2 separate regions of the Homo sapiens genome follow, and region 2 is linked to region 1. A link is a loop called in an ENCODE intact Hi-C map of the cell type or tissue named here. Cell type or tissue: heart right ventricle. All regions are shown on one strand. Links, peaks and the distances in the headings refer to the core of each region. The heading gives the core; the rest is flanking DNA. Region 1 has its middle 4.7 kb from the start of TMEM44-AS1. Region 2 has its middle 17 kb from the start of CPN2.

The links. Hi-C counts contacts between places; a loop is a spot of excess contacts. Peaks named below come from ENCODE experiments on the same cell type or tissue, not always from the same donor. Only the 100,000 strongest peaks of a DNase experiment are listed, where the experiment ranks them.
Region 2: a loop joins it to region 1, with 5 times the contacts of the local background. A loop is called at or near these places in 15 of 110 quality-filtered maps.

The regions. Positions count from the first base shown.
Region 1 is chr3:194,578,127-194,581,033 of GRCh38, forward strand. No RefSeq gene overlaps it. Among named protein-coding and RNA genes, the nearest start is that of TMEM44-AS1, 4.7 kb to the right of the region's middle. In heart right ventricle, for the core only: no CTCF peak of the experiment used is centred there; a DNase peak (open chromatin) is centred at 1,126; H3K27ac peaks cover 2,500 bases.
Region 2 is chr3:194,332,384-194,335,290 of GRCh38, forward strand. No RefSeq gene overlaps it. Among named protein-coding and RNA genes, the nearest start is that of CPN2, 17 kb to the right of the region's middle. In heart right ventricle, for the core only: CTCF peaks have their summits at 1,540 (motif pointing right) and 1,747; a DNase peak (open chromatin) is centred at 1,548; H3K4me3 peaks cover 642 bases; H3K27me3 peaks cover 1,581 bases.

The sequences.
Region 1 (2,907 bases), core at 106-2,605:
GCTACCACCCCTAACGTGACAAGACCAATATCCAGGACTGAGCCTAGGCCTTGCTTCCCACCCCGTGAAGTAGGAGGCTGCCAGCCCCTGCTCGGCTGGGACACTGACTCATTCGTGACAGTGTGGGTGAGTCACTGCTTGCCTACAAGGGGTCTACTTCCCGGTTAAGGTGCTATTAAAAGGGTAACAGCCTCTGCCACTCTGCTCACTCAGGAGACAGTGGAGCATCTAAGGTGTCTCAATCTTGCCTCCTCAGAAGTTCAAAGGTCTTTACTTATACAATCTCATAATAAAAATATACTCAGGACCTAAAAGACATCCTGATGACTTTTAAAGAAATATGGAACTAGACCTAAAACAGGGGATGCTAGCTGGGCTGGGTGGCACGTGCCTGTAGTCCCACCTACTAGGCTGGCTAAGGTGGGAGGATCGTTGAGCCAGGAGTTTGAGAACAGCTGGGCAACATAGCCAGACCCTGTGTCTTAAAGAAAAAAAAAGAGAGAGAATCTACAAAACTAACTGCTTCATGCTAAGGAAGTAATAATAATAACTGATACCTTTATAGCATTTGGGAGTGGAAAGGCCCTTTCATGGTTTGCTTTTAGTTTTTTTCTGTGTGTGTGTGTGTTTTTTTTTTTTTGGATGGAGTTTTGCTCTTGTTGCCCAGGCTGGAGTGTAATAGCACGATCTCAGCTCACTGCAAGCTCCACCTCCCTGGTTCAAGTGATTCTCCTGCCTCAGCCTCCTGAGTAGCTGGGATTACAGGCACCCACCACCATGCCCAGCTAATTTCTGTATTTTTAGTAGAAACGGGGTTTCACCATGTTGGCCATGCTGGTCTTGATCACCTCAGGTGATCCGCCCCTCTCAAAGTGCTGGGATCACAGGCGTGAGCCTCCACGCCCGGCATGGTTTCTAGTTTTTGGAGGCACCATAGAGTAAAGCAGGTAGAAGAGGAGTACACTTTTTTTCTTTCTTTCTTTTCTTTTTTTTTTAATGAACAAGAATAGGAGTCCCACAGTTGGTGAATGGTGGGAGTTAGGACTGGTCCCCATCAGAGCTGGCGTTCTGGAGACCACACAGGTGCTGACAGCCCCGGGCACTGATGTGCGTCAGCTCGGGCCGAGTGCTGGCTGCCCTGGCTGGGATTGGCAGCAGCACTTCTGAGCCTGGCGCTTTATTGTGTACTATCTTATCTCAATAGGAAAAGGCAATTCAGGGGAAGAATTTCCCTGTCACAGTGCTCCAGACTTTCCATTGTCCAGCTTTCTTAGTCCTGGGTCATCCCCTGGGTCTGACCATTACTCATATCCATGGAGGCACCTTATCAGGGCTGTCTAAGATATGGGGCCTATTTTTTTCTCAGTACCAGACAAACTGGAATTTATCCACCCTTTGTGGCCTGACATCACACGACAATTAGTCGGCCCAGAATCCAGCCACATTTGGGAAGCTGCTTGAAAAGCAGTCTCTAATAACCAGCTCTTTCCTTGCAAAGCCCTAGAATTTCAGGGTCCTCTGCTGGCAACAGTGGTGGAGATGCGTGGAGACCCCATCTCATGATGGGCCAACTGTGAGACTCTTTCTTTTTTTTTTTTTTTTTTTTTTTGAGATGGAGTCTCGCTCTGTTGCCCAGGCTGGGGTGCAGTGGTGCAATCTCAGCTCACTGCAGCTTCTGACTCCTGGGTTCAAGAAATTCTCCTACCTCAGCCTCCCGAGTAGCTGGGATTACAGGTGCCCACCACCACGCCTGGCTAATTTTTGTATTTTTAGTAGACAGGGTTTCACCACGTTGGCCAGGTTGGTCTCGAACTGCTGACCTCAGGTGATCCACCCGCCTCAGCCTCCCAAAGTGCAGGGATTATAGGCGTGAGCCACTGTGCCCGGCCTTTTTTTGTTTTTGAGATGGAGTTTCGCTCTTGTTGCCCAGGCTGGAGTGCAATGGCGCCATCTCAGCTCACCGCAACCTCCGCCTCCTGGCTCCAAGCAATTCTCCTGCCTCAGCCTCCTGAGTAGCTGGGATTACAGGCAGGTGCCACCACACCCGGCTAATTTTGTATTTTTAGTAGAAACAGGGTTTCTCCATGTTGGTGAGGCTGGTCTCGAACTCCTGACCTCAGGTGATCCACCTGCCTCGGCCTCCCAAAGTGCTGGGATTACAGGCGTGAGCCACGCCTGGCGAGAATCTTTCTTTACTCCTGTTCTTTCTCACCCAGCTGGCTTTGAAAAACTTCCAACCTACAGAAAAGATGAAAGAATAACGAACATGTTTATGCTATTCGCCTAGATTAATCCATTGTTCCCGTTTTTCCGTTTGCTTTGTCTCTCTCCAACTACCTGAAAAATTTATAATTTTTTTCTGCTGAAATATTTAAAAGTCAGTTGCTTGGGGCCAGGTGCGGTGGCTCACACCTGTAATCCCAGCACTTTGGGAGGCCAAGGCGGGAGGATCACGAGGTCAGGAGATCGAGACCATGGTGAAACCCCGTCTCTACTAAAAATACAAAAAAAAATTAGCCAGGCATGGTGGCAGGCGCCTGTAGTCCCAGCTACTCAGGAGGCTGAGGCAGGAGAATGGTGTGAACCCGGGAGGCGGAGCTTGCAGTAAGCCGAGATCATGCCACTGCACTCCAGCCTGGGCGAGAGAGCGAGACTCTGTCTCAAAAAATAAAAATAAAAAATAAAAAATAAAAGTCAGTTGCCAAATCACGGTGCTTCACTCCTAAGTAGTTCAGCATGTATATCCAAAGGGGCGTTCTCCTGTGCAACCATAATATTATTAAGAAAGGAAACAATAAAGTTAGCTAATACACTGTACATATTCAAATTTGCTCAATTGTCCCAGTAATCCCATATAGCTCTCCCACCCCATCCCCACTGCAGACTCCTTTAAACTAGAACAGTTCT
Region 2 (2,907 bases), core at 94-2,593, 250 kb before region 1:
TTAGGTGTCAACCTGAGTGAGCCACAGGGTACCCTGATGACACACACCGTTCCCAGGTGTGTCTCTGAGGGCGTTTCCCGATGACATTGACATTTGGAAAGGTGGACTCAGCACAGCAGATCCGCTCCCCAGCCAGGGCAGGCACCACCCAATCCACTGAGGGCCTGAGTGAACAAAAAGGCAGAGGAAGGAGTAACTGCCCCGCGTCTTCCTGCCTCACTGCTGGAGCGGGGACATCTCATCTCCTGCCTTTGCACCGGGATTTATATCATCAGATCCCCTGGTTCTTAGGTCTTGGGACTTGGATGGAATTACACCACCGCCTTCCCTGGGTCTCCAGCTTGCAGAACCTGAGATCTCTCAGCCTCTGCAATTGCATGAGCCAATTCCTATCTATCTATCATCTCTTGTTGGTTCTTTTTGGCTGGAGAACAGACTAATACACGAATCTGTCCTTTCCCTCCAAATGCAGCTGGAATCTCTGCTCCCCTTTACAAAGCTTCTCTGCGAAAGGATCTCTCACGCCATGGTGGGAAGGGGAGCCTCAGACCCATAGCCTCCACCCCGGGAGGAAAACAGGGCCAGGACACACCAGCAGGCCTCCTTTGATGAAGACCATGTGGTTTTGCTCCTTCTGTTACTTTGACCTCTGAACCGCACCCCCACAGACCTAATGATTTCCTGGTAAATCATTTGTAACACCCGCTTTAGTCTCCTGAAAAAAAACTTCACAGATAATATCGTCAAACCTCGCAGAGAATTTAAAAATAAAACCTTCTATCTGTAATATTAATTAGAAGTCAAAGGTAACTTATAATAAAAGAATTCGTTTCCATGTGGAATGTTTGGCCAAGATCTCACTAACAGACTGGAAGTCACTGTCACTCACTCACGATGAGTAAAGGATGAATTTGTGTCCGTGTTTGACATTTTGCAATCAGGGCTAAGCATTGCCTCGGGATAAAGATTCCCAAAGTGCTGAACAACTCTTGATAAAATCCCAAAGAAAACAAAGCACAGTCTTCCCAGGATGCACGTTGCCAGGTGCGGTCCTGAACCGCGCGTCCACGTGGCAGCAGCGCGCAGCAGGAGGCTCCCAGCTGAGATCCTCGAGGACGGGGTTCGTACCACATCGGCATCTGGAGGTCGCAGGGGACGCTTGGAAGCCGTGGAGGGCGCGGGACGAGTCACTGTGCAGGACCGCGGCAGCGCGGGGACAATCTGGAGCGCCCCGAACGCTTCGCCGCCCCACCGGGTGGCGGGTGGACTCGCCTCCGCCCGGCGGCTCCTCGGTGCATGGGCCCCAAGCGGACCTGGCGCTTTTTCAGGCGTGCAGGAGACAGAAGCCGTGACGGCTCCGCACGCACGCCCGCATGCACTCCGGCAAGTATCCCCCGGGTCACCGTGTCAATGTGCCCGTATCCCTTCTAGGGGACCCGGTTCTGACTTTCCAAGAATAAAGTACCGCGCCGCGCCCGCGGGCGGAGCTGGGAGAACCCCTCCCTGGCCCTCCACGTCTGCGCGGGGCGCGTTCTTCCGTGCGACCACAAGGGGGCGCTCCGAGACCAGGCTCGGGACCTCTGCAGGCGCAGACTTAAAATGCTTGCAGATGCGCGCGTGGTGGAAGCAGGCTGAGAGGGCCAGAAAGCATTCGTCCTTGGACTCGCATCGCGCTAGACAGTCTAATCTTTGACGGCACCGTCCAGTTTTCCAATATCCACTGTTAGCACTGAACAATTGTGTCAATTGCATTTCCAATCCTCCTAAACAATGCAATTTTGATATATAAACAGCAGTTTTTACGTTCTTCCAGAAACAGATCAACGGGAACAGGTAAAACAATTGGCCGGTGCTTGCCTACCCCGTCCGCACCCACACCCACAGTTCTCTCTAGAATAATACTAACAAAAATAATAATGCAAGATAACGATTTTGGAGAACGTACCATGTGTCATTGTTGTGGGTACTTTATATGGATGCACTTATTTTATCTTCACCAATAACACTATGAGGTGGGTGCTATGTGATAAAACTATGGTGAGGACACTGAGCCACAGACAGCTTAGTAATTTGCCGAGGGCTGCATGACTGGCAAGTAGCAGGACATCACTAAAGAAGGTACAACATTCAAAGCTTCCTGGAAGAGCGTCCTGCCTGCTGGAAGGAGGAGCTTTGGAATGTCTTAGCCATCCTTTACTATAAGAAAGCGAGGCAGGCCGGTGGCGGTGGCTCACGCCTGTAATCCCAGCACTTTGGGAGGCCAAGGCGGACGGATCACGTAATCAAGAGATCAAGACCATCCTGGCCAACATGTTGAAACCCTGTCTCTACTAAAAATACAAAAATTAGCTGGGCATGGTGGCACGTGCCTGTAGCCCCAGCTACTTGGGAGGCTGAGGCAGGAGAGTCGCTTGAACCCAGGAGGCAGAGGTTGCAGTGAGCCAAGATTGCACCACTGCACTCCAGCCTGGCAACAGAGGGAGACTCCATCTAAAAAAAAAAAAAAAAAAAAAAAAAAAAGCAAGGCAGAGCGCACCCCCAGCTGCTGTTTCTTCAAAAATGCAAGATTTATGAGAGCACTAATGCTGAAAAATTAAAAACATCGGCCGGGCGCGGTGGCTCATGCCTATAATCCCAGCACTTTGGGAGGCCGAGGCGGGCAGATTGCCTGAGGCCAGGAGTTCGTGACCAGCCTGGCCAACATAGCAAGAACCCATCTCTACTAAAAATACAAAAAAAAAATTAGCCGGGCGTGGTGGCGTGTCTGTAATCACAGCTACTCGGGAGGCTGAGGCAGGGGAACTGCTTGAACCAGGGAGGTAGAGGTTGCAGTGAGCCAAGATCGTGCCACTGCACTCCAGCCTGGGAGACAGAGTGAGACTCTATCTCAAAAAATAATAATAATAA